Linked DNA regions of Mus musculus: region 1 is linked to region 2. A link is a loop called in an ENCODE intact Hi-C map of the cell type or tissue named here. Cell type or tissue: gastrocnemius. All regions are shown on one strand. Links, peaks and the distances in the headings refer to the core of each region. The heading gives the core; the rest is flanking DNA.

Region 1 (8,329 bases), core at 41-8,040, 150 kb after region 2:
CCTGAGAATGCTGGGCTAACTTGTCTGAGAACTCCTGTCTCTGCCTCCCACCTCTCTGAGATTACAGTATCTGGCTTTCTATGGATTCTGGGGACCTGGACTGTGTTCTTCATGCCTCTATGGGAAGTACTTTCCTCTCTGAGCTGTTTCTGTATTGATGACCTTGAACTGACCTTTTGCTTTCAGTGTTTGGGTGCTGAGGTGGTGCATGCACTGGCAGGTCTGACTTATATGGTTGTGGGGATTGCACATGCTAGCTAAGCCTTCTGCTGACTGAGCGGCATTCATTCTCAGACCATTATTATTTATGTGTGGATGGTTGGTGTGGATATCAGCAGACAGCAGACAGTGGAGTTGGTTCTCTCCTTCCAACTTTACATGGAATCTACGAATTGAACTTAGAATATCCCTGAGACATTTCCCTGATCCCATCAAGTTTTGGAGTTAGGTTTTTGTTGTTTGTTTTTTTGAAACAGGGTCTCACTCCTAGGTGACCCAGAACTCGCTGGCCCCAGCATGACAGTTTTGAACTCATTTTTAAGGTCATGCTTGCCTGATTAGAGGTCTGCTGACTTCTCCCTCCTGTGTGCTAGACAATGATAGCTTCACATAGTGAAGCTCACATGGGCTGCCCTTCTATGCCAGTTTCCAGTTCCCTTGAGGCTCTGTGTACAGAATGAGAGTGTCCTCCTTTACCTGAGGGCGCAGTGACTCATGTAATAGTTGTACTCTCTGGATACCCCTGTGAAAGGACTTACAGGTCTCCTGTCTCTTTCTACCCCCAGAATGTGCCCATACTACCTTTCTCGAAACATGAAACAGCAAGCGGACATCATCTTTATGCCATACAATTACCTGTTGGATGCTAAGGTGAGAAGCTGATGGCTACTGATGTCCAGGGTTATCCTTGGGCTTTGGAGGGGGCCACATGAACCTTTGTTTATTAGGTCCTCAGAGAGAAAATGTGGGCAAGAGGCCTCTTTTTTTTTTTTTTTTTTTTTTTTAATCACTGATTAGACTGAATACCTGTCCAGATGCAGTTGTGAATAGCTTAGAGCTATGAGTTCTTCTTTCTGAGCAACCTCGGCATAGGCAGGCTAACGAGAATGAAAAAACCCAAGGCTTTATGGATGTTTAGGCAAACACTATACCGACATTGTTGGCTCCCATAGCTGTCCACATGGACAGGGTCAGTAACCTCTGGTGTCAGTAATGACCTGGTGGGCAGCTTTTGCTTCTAATCCCTATGGTAAATATACATCAAGAACTTAGTGTGTGGTGCTACTTAGGCACCTCTTACAGAGCTTGGATTTTAGTACCTGGAGTTGGGAGAGCAGATAGCAGAAGATGCTGTTGAATGGTTGAGGATAGCGGAAGTGGACAGAAAGAAGGCTTCAGTGATCTGGTAAAGACAAGACAAGTACCTTTACCTGCTGGGCCAACTCGCTGGCCCTAGCATGACAGTTTTGAAGAACTAGGTTAGAAATCACTGCGGTAAGCGGGCGTGGTGACGCATGCCTTTAATCCCAGCACTCGGGAGGCAGAGGCAGGCCTGGTGTGCACTACACAAAGATACAGTGTCTTGAAAAACAAAACAAAATAAGTTAGACTTAAAATTTCAAGCTTAGGCTTTTTAAAAGAATTAGAAAAATTAAAGTCTTATTTTGTTTTGAGACAGGGTCTCACTGTGTATCCCTGGCTGGCCTGAACTCAGAGAAATTTGTCTGCCTTTGTCTCCTGAATTAAAGGTGTATGCTATCACACTCTGAGAGAAGATTAGTAAACTCTAACATCAGTTTTTCCTTTCAAGAGTATTGGTTTTGGTTTTTTTGAGATAAGGTTTCTCTGTATAACAGCCATGTCCTGGAACTCACTTTGTAGACCAGGCTGGCTCCCAACTGACAGAGATCCACCTGTCTCTGCCTCCCGGGTACTAGGATTAAAGGCGTGGGCCATCACACCTGGCTTTATCAGTTAAATTTAAAAGAAAATTGTAAAGTACTAATTTATTTTTGTTTGAGTGTATGTATGTGTGACCCACTGTGCATGTGTGGAGGTCAGTGGATGATTTGGAATACTTGGTTCTCTCATGGGATTGAACTCGAGGCTGGGGTCTTAGCGTGCCTTACCTTCTAACATCTTGATCTTCCCACTGTTAGTTAAAAAAATTTTTTTAGCATTCTAGCTGAGAATAGTGTGTATATTTACTTTTTCAAGTTATATGCATATGTACGTATACACACACACACACACACACACACACACACACACACACACACACACAGGTACTAGGGTCAAACTTTATTTTCTATCATTGAACATGCTCCGTGAAAAGGTAAGTGATTTAGTTATTCATGCGTTGTAGAGTTCATGGCTGATGTGCCTATTAAGATTCTAATAGGTCAGAATTTCAGTGTTTCTTTACACTATGCATATATTCGCTCTCTGTTTTATCAAAAAAATGGAATATGCAGCTGTAAGCATTTTAAAGTTAATAAAAACTTCAAAACATGGTTTTAAAGAAAAAAAGCAAGTTTCAGAAAATGAGGAAATGCTGCAGCCTTTCAAAGGACCTGGATCTACAGTGAACAAAGGCTTTTAGAATTGAACAGTCCAGCTCACTTCTAAGAAACCTGAGTAGATAGTTTTCTGAAGTTTACAGAATGGCCACTTATGGTTTGTGGAAGGGTTTAACTGCTCTAGTCACAAGGTCATTTCAGGCCCAAACTACAGGAAGTGATACTGTATTCTGATGGAAATGGCTGCAATTAAAGAGACTTAAGGGTCTAGGAACTTAGCTCACTGGTAGAGCATTTGTCTAGCATTGGTGAGCCCAGGTAGTCAATCACAGGACCACACACATACATAAAAAACAAAGCATGCTGGCAAGATAGTTCAGCTGGTAAAGGTGCTTATCACCAAGCAAGCCTGATGCTCTGAGTTCAGTTCCTAAGGCCTACATGTTGGAAGGTGAGAACCCTTAGACTGTCCTAAGACCTCTACCTATGAACCTTAGCACACAGGCACTCTCCCTGCCACAAAGTAACAACAGCATCAGCAGCAAAGGTAGAAGTAAGTGTGAGGTGTGGGGCAGTCGGAGGTACCAACTGTGGCTGGTGGATATGGTGATCACGCAGTAGCTCTGTCAACAGTGTGTGCTTGTAGCTCCCTTCTAGGAAAAGAAAGTCCTTAATCCAGTGACTCAGGCATACAGTCACTGGAGTTTACTGACCACTGCCAGAAGTGGGAAGCTAGAAACTGCCAGCAGTGAGAAGTGAGTCTCAGAAATGCTACATTCTCCTCCTCTCCTTCCTCCTCCTCCTTGTTTTTTTGTTTTGTTTTGTTTTGTTTTTGAGACAGAGTTTGACCTGGAACTCACTCTGTAGATCAGACTGGCTTTAGTAATCTGCCTGTTTCTGCCTCCCAAGTGCTGGGATTAAAGGCGTGCATCACCACTGCCCCGCTCAAAGCTACATTCTTCTTGAGGGAGTAGAATACTGGTTGTAAAATATTCACATCTGAGGCTGGAGAGATAGCTCAGTGGTTAAGAGCACTGACTGCTCTTCTGAAGGTCCAGAGTTCAAATCCCAGCAACCACAAGGTCGCTGACAACCACCCATAATGAGATCTGATATTCTCTTCTGGTGTGTCTGAAGAGAGCTACAGTGTACTTACATATATCAATAAATAAATCTTTTTTTTTTTTTTTTGGGTTTTCGAGACAGGGTTTCTCTGTATAGCCCTGGCTGTCCTGGCGCTCACTTTGTAGACCAGGCTGGCCTCGAACTCAGAAATCCGCCTGCCTCTGCCTCCCGAGTGCTGGGATTAAAGGCGTGCGCCACCACGCCCGGCTTTTTTTTTTTTTTTTAATCCACATCTATCAAAACCTAGATGTCGGGCTGGTGAGATGGCTCAGTGGGTAAGAGCACTGACTGCTCTTCCAAAGGTCTGGAGTTCAAATCCCAGCAACCATATGGTGGCTCACAACCATCTGTAACAAGATCTGACTCCCTCTTCTGGAGTGTCTGAAGACAGCTACAGTGTACTTACATATAATAAATAAATAAATCTTTAAAAAAAAAAAAAAAAACCCTAGATGTCGAGCTGGAGAGATGGCTCAGTGGTTAAGAGCACTCACTGACTGCTTTTCTGGAGAGCCTACTTTGGATTTCCCTGAACCTGTATGGTGTTTCACAGAGCTCTAAGTGTAGTTCAAGGAGAATCTGGCACCCTCCTCTGGCCTTTGTGGGTACTGCGTGACTATAGTCCACAGATTATACCCATAGGCAAAAACACCCTTATACATAAAATAAAAATAAATCTTAAAAAAAAGATGTGTGCTAGGCATGGTAATGCCTTCCTGTAATCTCAGCACTCAGGAGACGGAAGCAGAAAGATCACAAGAACAAGGCCAGCTCAGGCTTAGTGGTAGAGCACTTAAGGGTTTGGTACCTAGTGTTATAAAATAAGACAGAAGAGAATACAACTGTACCCTTAACTCATAGTTTTAGTTCTCTTCTACCTTGTGGGTTTCAGGGACTGAACTCAAGTCATCAAACTTAGAGGCAAGTGCCTTTTCCTACCTAGCCATTCAGCTGGCTTACCTGATCATCCTGTTGACTGTAACATATACTGCTTTGTGCTGTGTGAGCAATTTCTTAGTATAGATGGCCACAAGCATCCAACTTTGGTTAGACTTGGACAGGTAACTGAGTCTGCTTTTCACAGTCCGCCTGGAGAAAGAGCCAGTTCTCATAGTGTAGTATGAGAGCCTTTGCTCTTTCTTCCATAATGTGTGGTACCTGATTATGATGCACCATCTGCCTCAGGTTCCCTTTTTTCCTGTCTGCACTCTTAGCTGGCCCCACATGACTTCAGCTCATGGTAATTTCCCTTCTTTGTAGAGTCGTAAGGCGCACAGCATTGACCTGAAGGGAACAGTTGTGATCTTTGATGAAGCTCACAATGTGGTGAGTCCCCTTGGCCTCTATGTTAAGTACTTCCTGTCTCCCCAGCTTTCTCGGTGTTTCTGGAGCAGTCCTACTTTGGATCCAGCAGCATGTGCGGTTCTTGGGACCAAGCAACCTTAGGTGCTGCTCCTCTCTCAGGTGCTCATCAGTTGCCTCACCTGGGCCAGAGTCTGGCTAGTGGGGCTTCAGATGTGCCCTTAGGTACAGAGTCCAAACCAGAGTCTCTCACTGGGCCTGTGCCTTTCTAGACAATTGGTAGGGATAGCCTGGCTCTGCTTTTTCTTGTACCATACTTTTGTCTTTCCAGCACGTCTTTACTCTTCAGACTACTTAACTTGACCTTTAGGAAACTTCTGTGGAGACAGTTTCTCATCTTTGGTAGCAATAGCATCATGAATAGTTCTGGAGTGCGCCACCCCCCCCCCCCCCTTGACTCTCTTTGTCCCATTTCACCAGCACATGATCACAGTGACAACCACCACCGCCACCACCCCTGTGTCTGTTGGCCCTGCTTACTCAGGGCTATGTAGAACGACCTCAGAGGATGAGTAGCCTCATCCTTAGCTGCTGTGGAGCCTGCGATGAGACTGATGGAGAGCCAGGTCTTCCCACAACAGGACCTTATTTCCTACTTGGCTCCAGGCAGCTATGGGGTTATGGAGCTGATTGGTGGTATCATCTGACTTTTGATGCCAAAATAACTGCTTTTGCTGATAAATTTTCCAATAGCAGAATTTTGGCAACTCAAAGTGAAATAATTTTCTAAAATATTGGATTGGGCAGTGAATTTCCTTGGACCAACTTTGACTTTACTTTATAGACTAGGAGCTGGGGCTCAGGGGACTTCTTCAGTCACTTCCTAGAGTCCCCATTCTGTCCCACTCTGCTGTAACACAGGTCTGCTTTGGCCCTCAGGAGAAGATATGTGAGGAGTCAGCCTCCTTTGACTTGACTCCCCGTGATGTGGCTTCAGGACTGGAGATTATCAACCAGGTTTTGGAGGAACAAGCCCGGGTGACTCAGCAGGGTGAACTCCAACAGGAGTTCATTGTAGACACGTCCAGCTCAGGTAAGTTTATGGCTAAGGACTTAAGTAGACTCAGTCTATTAGAGGCATCTTGGGCACATATCCTGCGTAAGAGCAGGGTCTGGTCTTCCTACTATCTTTTGTTGAGATAGCATTCTGGGGCATGAGAAACTTAGTTCAGGGTACCTGTTGTGTGACTTTCTGTCTGTTAATACCAGATAGGGCACCATTAATAAACCAAGGAAATACTTCAGCTTACGTTAGTGAGTTCCAAGACATTCAGGACTGCTTACACCCTGTCTGAAAAAAAGACTGCAGGCCCCATGAATAAGGGCACTTAAATTCTGTTCGTTTCCCGGGTCTTTATACATTTCCCTCTTCCCTCGGGTGAAGCATTGTAGTTGTAAGAAGTGCTGTCTAACTGCTCTGTAGTCCAGGGAGGACTGACTCATCTGATACTTTCACTGCTTTCCAGTTTTTTTTGTTTTTTTTTTTTTTTTTTTTTTTTGAAACAAGAGTTCTATGTAGCTCAGGCTGGCCCCAAACTTAATATAGGAAAGAAAGGACAAATTTTAGTTTCGGGTTCTACTGATTTACCTTCTAAATGATGAGATTATAAACTCTGGCCACCATTTTTGGTTTATTTGATGCTGGGGTCAAACCCAGGACTTTGTGCACACTAGGTAAGCAGTCTACCAGTTGAGCTATATCCCCAGCCTTAGTTCTTTCACTCTTTTCTGATGTCTATGTCTTTTCCTAGCTAATGCTTTGTTTTGTTTTGTTTTTTGTTTTTTTTTTTTTGTTTTTTTAAGACAGGGCCTCTCAGTGTAGTCCTGGCTGTCTTAGAACTTGATATTTAGATCAGACTGGCTTCAAAGATCTGCCTGCCTCTGCCTTCTGAGTACTGGGACTAAAGGGATGCACCACCACACCCAGCCCTGCATTTAATTTTAAAGCAAAGTACAGATACAGGAAATATATATATACACACACACACACACACATAAACACACACACACAATCAACTATGGCTGCTTGTGCTTGTAACCACAGTGTTATAAAGACAAGTGAATCCTGGGAGCTCACTGGCCAGCCTAGTCAAAACATTGAGTTTCAGGTTCAGTGAGAAACCTTGTTTAAAGGGAATTCTGCTAATGAGCAATAGAGAAAGACATTTGATGTCTTCCTTTGGCCTCTGTGTGCAAAGGTACTAATATACATGTACATACACACAGGCATATGTGCATACAGCACACACATACACAAAAGAAAACACATTGTTTTTGAGGTACGTGATGAACTGAACACTCAGGGCACTCTTTGCTGCCAATCAAAGAGAATTTGCCATCACAACCATAACTGATCTCTTACCCAACTTGTAATTCATCATCTCTTGATGGCTCCTGGTTACTTCCGCCTTCCCTTTTTATAGTAACATTGCAGCTACTTGATACCTAAATTCATTAATTATTAGTGATTTCAAGATGGTGCTATCTCATTCAGCCCTTTATTTATCTATCTTATGTGTATGATCATATACAATATATATACTTTTTTCATATACAACAAAAGACATAGTTAGATCCCATTATAGGTGGTTGTGAGCCACCATGTGGTTCCTGGGGATTGAACTCAGGACCTTTGGAAGAGCAGTCAAGTGCTCTTAACTATTGCGCCATCTCCAGTTCTCATCCCTTTGATTTTGTAGCAGAAACAGTGTTATAAAGATTCTTCAGCTCTGTGGTGACACTGTTCATATTGGAAAAGCAGATCATGCTTAACATACATCCCCATTTCAAATTTGGAAGTTTGAGTTGATTCTCAGTTGATTGTCATTTACGTGTCTAAATGCTGATAGCTACTTTTCTCCTTGTCATAACAAAATACCTTACCAAAGGAGCTTAAGGAAGTAAGGGTCATCTTAGTTCACATTCTCAGAGGATAATCCATCATAGCTGGGACTTTGTGATGGTAAGGGCTTGAGCAGTTAGAGTGTCTGTAATCAAGAAACAGGTAAGGGGAGAAGAAAAGAGAAAGAAATGGGAAGAGATGAGAGGGAAGAGAGAGAGAAAGGCTACCCTGGCTGTCCTGTAACTCTATGGAGACCATCCTGGCCTGCAACTCACAGAAATCCACCTAGCTCTGTCTCCAATGTGTGGACCACCACATTCAGCTTTTTTCTTTTCTCTTTCTTTTTTTTTCCTTTTCTTTCCTTTTCTTTTTTATTCAGTTCAGAGGTTTAGCCCATGGAATGGCTCTACTTACCCTTTCAATTAACCCAACCTCGAAGCCCCTTCACGCCCAGCATGACCAGAGATTTTGTCTCATAACT
Region 2 (8,329 bases), core at 261-8,260:
AGTTAGCATCTAGGCAGCAATCTAACCCAAGTAGCCTCTGTGCAGCCCACCAAGGGTGGACTCACAAAAACCTACTTCTCTGTGTCTGTTTCCTATAGCTAGAGGCCAAAGTTCATATCCTTCACATTCTCCTACATCCTGACCCAGTACCCAAACCGTGCAGATACTGCAGCCTACAAAATCCACCAAGCAGAGAAGGGCTGGTGTTCTCCGACCTCATCCTTTTTACTTGACAGGTATCTCTTACACGCGTTCTCGCGACCGGCCAGGAAGAACGCAACAAACCGGAATCTTCTGCGGCAAAGCTTTATTGCTTACATCTTCAGGAGCCAGAGAGCAAGAGAGCAAGAGCAAGAGCTCTATTGCTTACATCTTTAGGAGCCAGAGCGCAAGAGAGCAAGAGCAAGAACTCTATTGCTTACATCTTTAGGAGCCAGAGCGCAAGAGAGCAAGAGCAAGACAGAGAATGGCGAAACCCATTCCCTTTTAAGGAGAATTATCCTCCGCCTAGGACGTGTCACTCCCTGATTGGCTGCAGCCCATCGGCCGAGTTGTCGTCACGGGGAAGGCAGAGCACATGGGGTGGAGAACTACCCTTGGCACATGCGCAGATTATTTGTTTACCACTTAGAACACAGGATGTCAGCGCCATCTTGCAACGGCGAATGTGAGGGCGGCTTCCCACAGGTATCCACTCACCTGTGGTCATTCATAGGAGAAGTGGAGTCTGCAAGTCAGCTGCTAGCCAGATCAAACAGCCAGTGGGAGGTCACACTTCAGGGCTCCTAACCGTGGCTTTCCAATATGAGCCATGACCCAGGGACTGGTCAACATCTGGAGCTGGACTGTGATGTAGCCAGCCTCACTAGGAACCTCAGAGGAGGTAAGAAAGGATGAGGTGTCTACTCTGAGGTCATAGCAAACTGTCTGCACAGATGCTAGGGACGACCTGAGGACAAAGCCCCATGGCCTCTGTCCACACACTAACCAGCATGTATAGAGGTCAGAGAACAATTCTGTGGAGTCAGTTCCCTTCTTCCACTTTTATGTGGGATCCATGGGCCTAACTTAGGTTACCAAGTTTGCAAGGCAAGAGTGCTGAACCATCTCATCAAATAGCATTTTTCTACTTTAAAGAAAGAAATTATCCCATGCTTGCTTCGACAGCACATATAGTGAAATTGGAACAATGCAGAGATTAACATGGCCCCTGCCCAGGGACAACATGCAAATTCATGAATTATTCCATATTTACAAGAAAAAAATTAAGACTATCCCAGAGCTGGCGTAATGGTACATGCCTGGGCCCTCTGCACATGGGAAGCTGAAGCAGAAGATTCACTTGAGCTCAAGAGTCTGAAGCCAGCCTGGATAGCAGAGTGAGAACTCATCTTAGCTAGGAAGGAAGGGGGAATGGAGGGAGAGGGTGAGGGAAGGAGAGAGACAGACAGACAGGCAGACAGATGAAAGACGCTCCCTTCAGACTCTACTACAGACGCTGATCTTGACACTGAGAATGAGGTGGGATGATTAGGGAGACCCAGATCATAGCCAAGGGTGGCGTGGGAGAGACAGAAGGCCTTCTTGTCCAGCTGGGGATAATCAGCTGCTGGTCCCCCACTGTGAGCCTCTCCATTGAAGCCTCTCCCAGGCATATCCATCCAAGCAAAGCAGTTAGCTTGCCCCAGTGTGGGAAACTCTCATGGCACTTCTTCTTTCCTTTCCTGGGTGCTGACCCACCATCTGGATCACAAACTCTGCTCCTAAGAGGATACTGTAGGGAGAACACCTGGCAGGAAGTGGGCACAGCACATCTGCAGCCTTAACCTGTCCAACACAGCAGAGGACTATACCTCTAAACTGTCCATCCCTGAGACAGCCAGAAAGGCCCCTGGTGGGACCCAACCTTACTCCCACAGAGCAGATTCAGAGAGGCTGCGTATCTCCAGGACAGCATAGCACAGGCTGTAAGACATCCACAAGCTACATACATCCTATTTCCTGCTGGAAATGGACAAGGCACCTCCTTCTGCACCAAACAGGAGGTGGGACCAGGCTTGACCTCCTTAATAGACCAATGTTCCATAGTTCCTACTAGACTCTGGAACTTTGCAAACGCTGGGCAATGTGAGGCTGGTCTTACTCAGCCTCTACTTCCTGAGGAACAAGGGCAGCCATTGCTTCTTCAGTGAATACATCTGTGCATTCTGGCCTTTTGATGAAGAGAGAGATAATCCAACCCTGGAAACAGGTGGCAAGGCTAGAACCAGTCTCAACAGAAGCCCTGGCAGCCCTGTCCTCCCCTCCCCCCATGGAAGCCCTAAACCCCTGTATATATGTACTACATATATTGCCTGAAACCCTAGAGGTGGCCCACACTCATATCTGACTCATCTGTGTCCCTGCTGAGTAACCACCATGTCTCCAAATCAGGGCAGATAGTTCACACTTCAGATAAACAGTGTTAAGTTCCAATCCCAATCTCAAGTTTGTGCAAACTGTACGAGGCCTTCTTCCAAACCAGTTTACAGTTGAATCCTGACAGTCCCTCCCCTCAGCCTGGTCTCTCTGGCCTTTGTCTGAACCACACAGGTGTTACATAGCTTTTCCTGGGGAACACAACAAGTATCTGTTCACTGCAGGCAGGACGTTAATGACAGACCAAAGAAGAAATTCCAAGTCTAGCTTGTGAACCAATGAGTTTACTAGAATTACTGATGGAAGCGTGGGTATTTGGTGGTTAATCTTAGCAGACTTGATGGGAGTTCGAGCCACTATGGAAATGAGCCTTTGCACATGTTGTCTGTGAAGAAGTCTCTAGATTGGAACTGAGGTGGGAAGACATTCCCCAAATGTGGACAGTGCCATCCCATGGGCTGCATTCTTGAATAAACAAAGAAAAGGAGAGTGAGGTGAGCACCAGCCATCATCTTTCTGTTTCCTAACTGCAGACATGACCATGCTGCCTCATGTTCCTGCTGCCATGATGTCCCTCTGCAACAGACTGTATGACAATGAGTAAACTACTAAGATGTAAGGGTCACTTACAAAAGTGAAGGTGACTCAGAAGCTCAGTCACAAGGCTCATATGAGGCTGAGTGACAAGTCAAGGAGGCTGCTTGAGTTTCCTGGTTGCAGTCTACTATGCTGGAGCGTCCCCTTGTCCCAGCAATCAGTTACAGTTTATATAACCTGGAGAAGAGTGTGGCAAGTGTTGGTAAATCTCTTGTGAGTTCCTGGAACTCTCTTGTAATTGTTTGTTTCGAGACAGGCCTTCTCTATGTAGCCCTGGTCATCCTGGAACTAGCTCTGTAAACCAAGCTGGCTCCGAGCTCACAGAGATTCGCCTGCCTCTGCTTCCCAAGTGCTGGGATAAAGGCGTGTGCAATCATCAGCAAGTCCTTGTATTCTTGGGAGGTTTTATTTTTCACTCATCTCATATGCAATACATCCCCACAGCAGCCTCCCTTTCTCCTTCTCCCTGACCTTGCCCATCTCCCATCTTCCCCAGATCCATTGTTCCTCTCTTTCCCTTCAGAAAAGAGCAGGCATAAGAAGATGCAATAGAACTAGGCATATATCCTTTACTTTCTTTTCAGAGGGAATTTTCACTACAGGAAATAGCTAATAACCACTGGAGATGCCCATGTACTTGACCAGGACAGTTCAGGGTAAGTCATAGAATCTGAAGTACATAACACTATGAAGACAGAAGTCTCACCCTCCTGGTGTCACCAGGACGGTCCTTATCAGTGGCCTTACTCACTTGTACTGCTGTCATGTCAACTGCCCCCACCTCTTTTTCATTACACCTTACCCATCTCCTTTATGATCTCTAAACCAGCACCCCTACTGGACCATTTCTTGTCTGGTTTTCCCGAGCCTGGATCAATGCTTGCACAGAGTAGGTCTCAACAAATCCAAGCAAAGGGTCCCAGCCAAGCAGCCTTGAGACTTCGGCGACACAAGAGCCTCCTCCTGGGATCCTACTAGCCTCAGCCTAGTCGGTTCTCCCTGAGCCTCCAATGAAGTCCAGCATCTTTGGTTATAGGAGAAGCATGCTGCACGAAGCTGGCTCATGATCCTCTCGGTCTGACAGAACACAGGCTGCTGAGGAAGGGAAGGGTGGGCAGGGCATGCTGGCCAGCCCTAACTTGATTCCCCCCAAACATGAGTCTCCGACCAACAATGGAAGCTACTAGAGACTGTCTCTGTTAGAGCTCTCTCTGACCCCAAGGCTTCGTCTGTCTTCCATCACTCCTCTCCAAACAGAACACAGGTTGGGAATGATGAACAACAATGCGAGTCAGGACTTGAAAGACAGACAGCTCCTCAGCTTACCAAGGGCAGGCTATTCCCTACAGGACCGCTTGGGGGCTCCAGGCACCATCCAGTGAGCCCAGAAAACAGAGATTGCGATGGTAGGGAGGTGCGCGGCAACAGCTTGTGCTTACTTATGTTAAACAGATCCACTCAGTCAAGGGTCGGAGTGAGGTACGTGGAAAATAAAGCCTGCGGGGACCAGCGAAAGCAGCGGGCAGCCCCAAGTAAAGGGAACAAGAACACCAAACAGGCTGTACTACATGAGACCACATCCGAGAGGGTGGCACAGACTGAGGGGCACATGAGATTCTTTAACCTCTTCTATCCGGGTTCGAGTCCGAACCAGGCAGGAAAAAAGCAGCAGAGCTGGTTTCGACTGGAGCGAAACCACAGATGTTTGATCAAGGAGGTTAGGGCCAATGTGGAACTTTGCAGAACCTAGCATTGCAGAAGGTAGGGTGGATTCTTGCTCCGCTCGGGGTGGAGTCTAATAGGGAAGGGCGGGACCACTTCGTGCTACTTCTGGTCTATCAGGGGAGCTCAAAAGTCTCATGGGTGGGCCCGCTGTGAAGCGGGAGGGGCTTTGACGCGCGCCCCGCCTCCCAGTGGTGCGTCTTTTGCGGTGCAGGAAAGCTACTAAGTACGCGCGTGCGCATAGCGCGCGTGGGTCCTAAAGTGGTGTTTCGTGGGTTATCTTTGCAAATGGGCTCCGCGGCCTAGCGCCCTGGTGGCCTAAAAACGAAGCCTGCAAGGAAGGGGTTCTCCGCCGAGGTGAGGGCAGTGACGAAGGCAGCCGGCGGTGGGGTGGGGGAGGCGCGTCTTCTTGGGGCCAGGAGCAGACAAAGCCCCTTTGTCTCACCACGCAGCCGGACCGGGCTGGTTGGAGCCGCTTGGAAACCTGGCACTGTCAGGACCCGGGAGACTCGGGGAACCCTCCGGTGTGCGGTGACCAGGGCCCACATTCTGCTCTCGTCTCCGCAGCGCCTCGGTCCTGAAGCATGGCAGCCATCCCTTCCAGCGGCTCGCTCGTGGCTACCCATGACTACTATCGGCGTAAGTAGCCCCTCGCCAGCCCCGCCCAGGGCTGGCCCAGGGCCCTGTGGCTGACCCGCCTCCCCTTCCCAGGACGCCTGGGCTCCTCGTCCAGCAGCAGCTCCGGCGGAAGTGCCGAGTACCCTGGGGACGCCGTGCTCCAGTCCCCGGGTAAGTGCAGAACCAGCCAGCGGAAGGGCAGAGTTCACGTCCTAAGGCGGAGTGGGGTGGGGGATGGGTAGCGTGGAGAAGGACTTGACCCCATCGTGACCCTCCTTTGCTCCTCAGGTCTTCCCAAAGCCGACCCGGGCCACTGGTGGGCCAGCTTCTTTTTCGGGAAATCCACACTCCCGTTCATGACTACAGTGTTGGAGTCTCCTGAGCGGTGAGTCCATCTTCCATGTGGTTGTGGGGGTGGCCCCAATTAAAGCAAATGCCGACCCAGTGACCTATGCTCTCCTTACAGCTCGGCAGAATCCCCCCAGGTCTCCAGAAGCCCGATGACCTGTGGCCTGACTCCTGAAACCATGAAGCAGCAGCCAGTCATCCATTCTGGCCAGACCAACCCCAGGGACCTTTCCTGACCTATCAGAATCTGCAGCCTGCCCAAGCTGAAGTGGTGCTAGGCCAGTGCCTACCCTCTCGACCCTCCCTGTAAACTAGGAAGGCTGAACAAGAGAAACCAGTAGAAGCTGGAGAGAGCCCCCTCTTGGTTCACAGCACTGAACTTTCCTGACCCCATAACTGTGTCTTGGCACAAAGCAGAAAATAAACTCACAGCAGCCACCCTCCCCTGGTATGTTTGAAACATTACTGAATCCAGCCTTGCTTCCTGCTGGATGCTATACTGCTCCCAGGCTTTCCTGACAGCTCCTTGAGACCCTTCCCAGTGATACCCCTGCATCTGGTGAGATACCCTCTCAAGTGGGCCTGGCCCCAGGTAGACAGTCCAGGGGAAGCTGGGCCTCTGGCTGAGTTTGGGAGCTCTCAGTTCCTACACAGGAACCTGGTGGGTGATCTTGGGTCAGGCCCTCCCCACTACTTGCTGCACGGCTGGTTCCCCAAGGTTGGGGATACTAGCTCAGACTGAAAGAGGGTTACAAACACAGGAAGTCTAGCCTCTAGGTCAGAGGGCATAGGAGCTGAGGGGGGTGGCTGAAATGGCAAGGTTAGGGTGGAGTCTTAGGTGTGGCTCAGCAAGCCTTTCTGCTACCTCACCTGGTAAACAGCTGCACTCTCCCCAGGGAACTAAAGCCTGTGCCTCTGACTGCTGAGCCTCCCTCCTGCCTGCCCTCAGGGTATCCGGAAAGCTTGAAGAAGGCTGCCCTTAACTCCCAAACAAGTAGTCCAATGGAGGAGGCTCTTTTCCCCTTTGGTGGACTCAGAACAGGAAATGAGTTTTACTTAGGCCAGATGAAGCTCACAGAGCTGCTCCTTGTCAGCTAGAAGCTAGGGACAGCCAACAGCTCCAGGCGGCAAGGAGAGTGGTTCCATCTTCCCTTCCCCTTTGTGGATTCTCTGAAGTCTTGTCAGATGTACAGCTGCAGCTGGCAAAGCTGAGAAGTGAGTATTTTAGTGACTTGCAGAAGGGTTAGAGAAAAGTTGTAGAGAATAATCAGAAGTATAAAGAATGACGTTAAGATGATAGTAAAGGAAAGATTTTGGGATCTACTCTGATCTTGAGTGATAACCCTCTGAAGAGATAGGCCTAGGGCTGGTTACACTGTAGGTTCTGGAACAAGCCCTGCAATCTCAGCAAAGCCAGGCTGACATGTTTACAAGTGCTGTCAGGCACCTGTGTTTGTTTGTGGTGCCAGGACTTTGTTCTCAGAAAGTGTATTCAGGTCAGGCTGCCACATCCAAGTTGTACCACAAGGTTTTTGCCAGAAGCACCTGTAGGTTTGGGTAGCTCCCTCTTTGAAAAGTCCCTGAGGCTTCTAAAAGTCAGCCCTTCTCATAGTAAGGCATTCTAGGAACCAGGCCAGTTCTTCCCACAAGGCCTTACTACGATGATGTCACCCTTAGTTACTGTAGTAGTTACTCAGTCTACCTGGAGCTGAGGAGAAAGCTCAGGTGGCAAAGGCTTGCCTTGCCAATGAGAAGACCTGAGTTTGAATTTTGGAATCCCCATAAAAGCTAGATGCATTGTTTTCTACCTCAGTGCTGGGGGTACGGGCTCGTTAGGCTAACGATGAGAGACCCTTTCTTTAAAAAATGGCGCACACCTTTAATCCTAGCACTCGGGAGGCAGAGGCAGGTGGATTTCTGAGTTCGAGGCCAGCCTGGTCTACAAAGTGAGTTCCAGAACAGCCAGGGCTACACAGAGAAACCCTGTCTCAAAACAACAACAACAAAATGGCACCCTAGGAACAACCCCTGTTGTTGTCATCAGACTGACATGCAAATGCAGAGTACCTGGTAACACTGTAGGTTCTTAAAAAAGAAAATCAGGGGGATAAAAGATACATATTTCACCTTTCACAGAGTAAGCTGGAGACAGCGAAAAGATTTCCTTTAAAAAGCAAACACTTCAGAACCAGCAAAACTTAAAGTCATTTTTTAAAATTTAGCTCTCGGGCTGGTGAGATGGCTCAGCAGGTAAGAGCACCGGACTGCTCTTCCGAAGGTCCGGAGTTCAAATCCCAGCAACCACATGGTGGCTCACAACCATCCGTAAGGAGATCTGACTCCCTCTTCTGGAGTGTCTGAAGACAGCTACAGTGTACTTACATATAATCAATAAATAAATCTTTAAAAAAAAATTTAGCTCTCGAGCCCTTTATCTTTCTCTCCCCTCACCCTCTCCATGTAGAGTGTCCTGGCCTCAATCCTTGGGGCCCATAAACTTGCCTTCAATACAATCTTTAAAAAAAAAAAATTAAAACATCAGTCCACTGATAATGAATTCTTATCTAGAAATGGCAGTGAGCCCACCAGCTTCATGTATAGAAACACTGAGACAGGTGATTCTAAG

Evidence for each region. Peaks named below come from ENCODE experiments on the same cell type or tissue, not always from the same donor. Only the 100,000 strongest peaks of a DNase experiment are listed, where the experiment ranks them.
Region 1: a loop joins it to region 2, with 12 times the contacts of the local background. A loop is called at or near these places in 26 of 42 quality-filtered maps.

What each region holds. Positions count from the first base shown.
Region 1 is chr2:181,330,008-181,338,336 of GRCm38, forward strand. It overlaps Rtel1 (regulator of telomere elongation helicase 1), which reads left to right. Exons shown (of 34, transcript NM_001001882.3): 8 at 786-870; 9 at 4,905-4,970; 10 at 5,886-6,039. Among named protein-coding and RNA genes, the nearest start is that of Rtel1, 14 kb to the left of the region's middle. In gastrocnemius, for the core only: a CTCF peak has its summit at 4,244 (motif pointing left); a DNase peak (open chromatin) is centred at 4,234.
Region 2 is chr2:181,182,361-181,190,689 of GRCm38, forward strand. Ppdpf (pancreatic progenitor cell differentiation and proliferation factor) reads left to right here and starts at 4,887. Exons shown (of 5, transcript NM_001356427.1): 1 at 4,887-5,094; 2 at 5,305-5,376; 3 at 5,449-5,526; 4 at 5,644-5,740; 5 at 5,822-6,144. The coding sequence starts at 5,322. The coding sequence ends at 5,939. Gm24892 (a small nuclear RNA gene) reads left to right here and starts at 1,152; the gene lies at 1,152-1,255. In gastrocnemius, for the core only: a CTCF peak has its summit at 4,932; DNase peaks (open chromatin) are centred at 4,007, 4,392, 5,035, 5,391 and 2 more places; H3K4me3 peaks cover 2,488 bases; H3K27ac peaks cover 3,280 bases.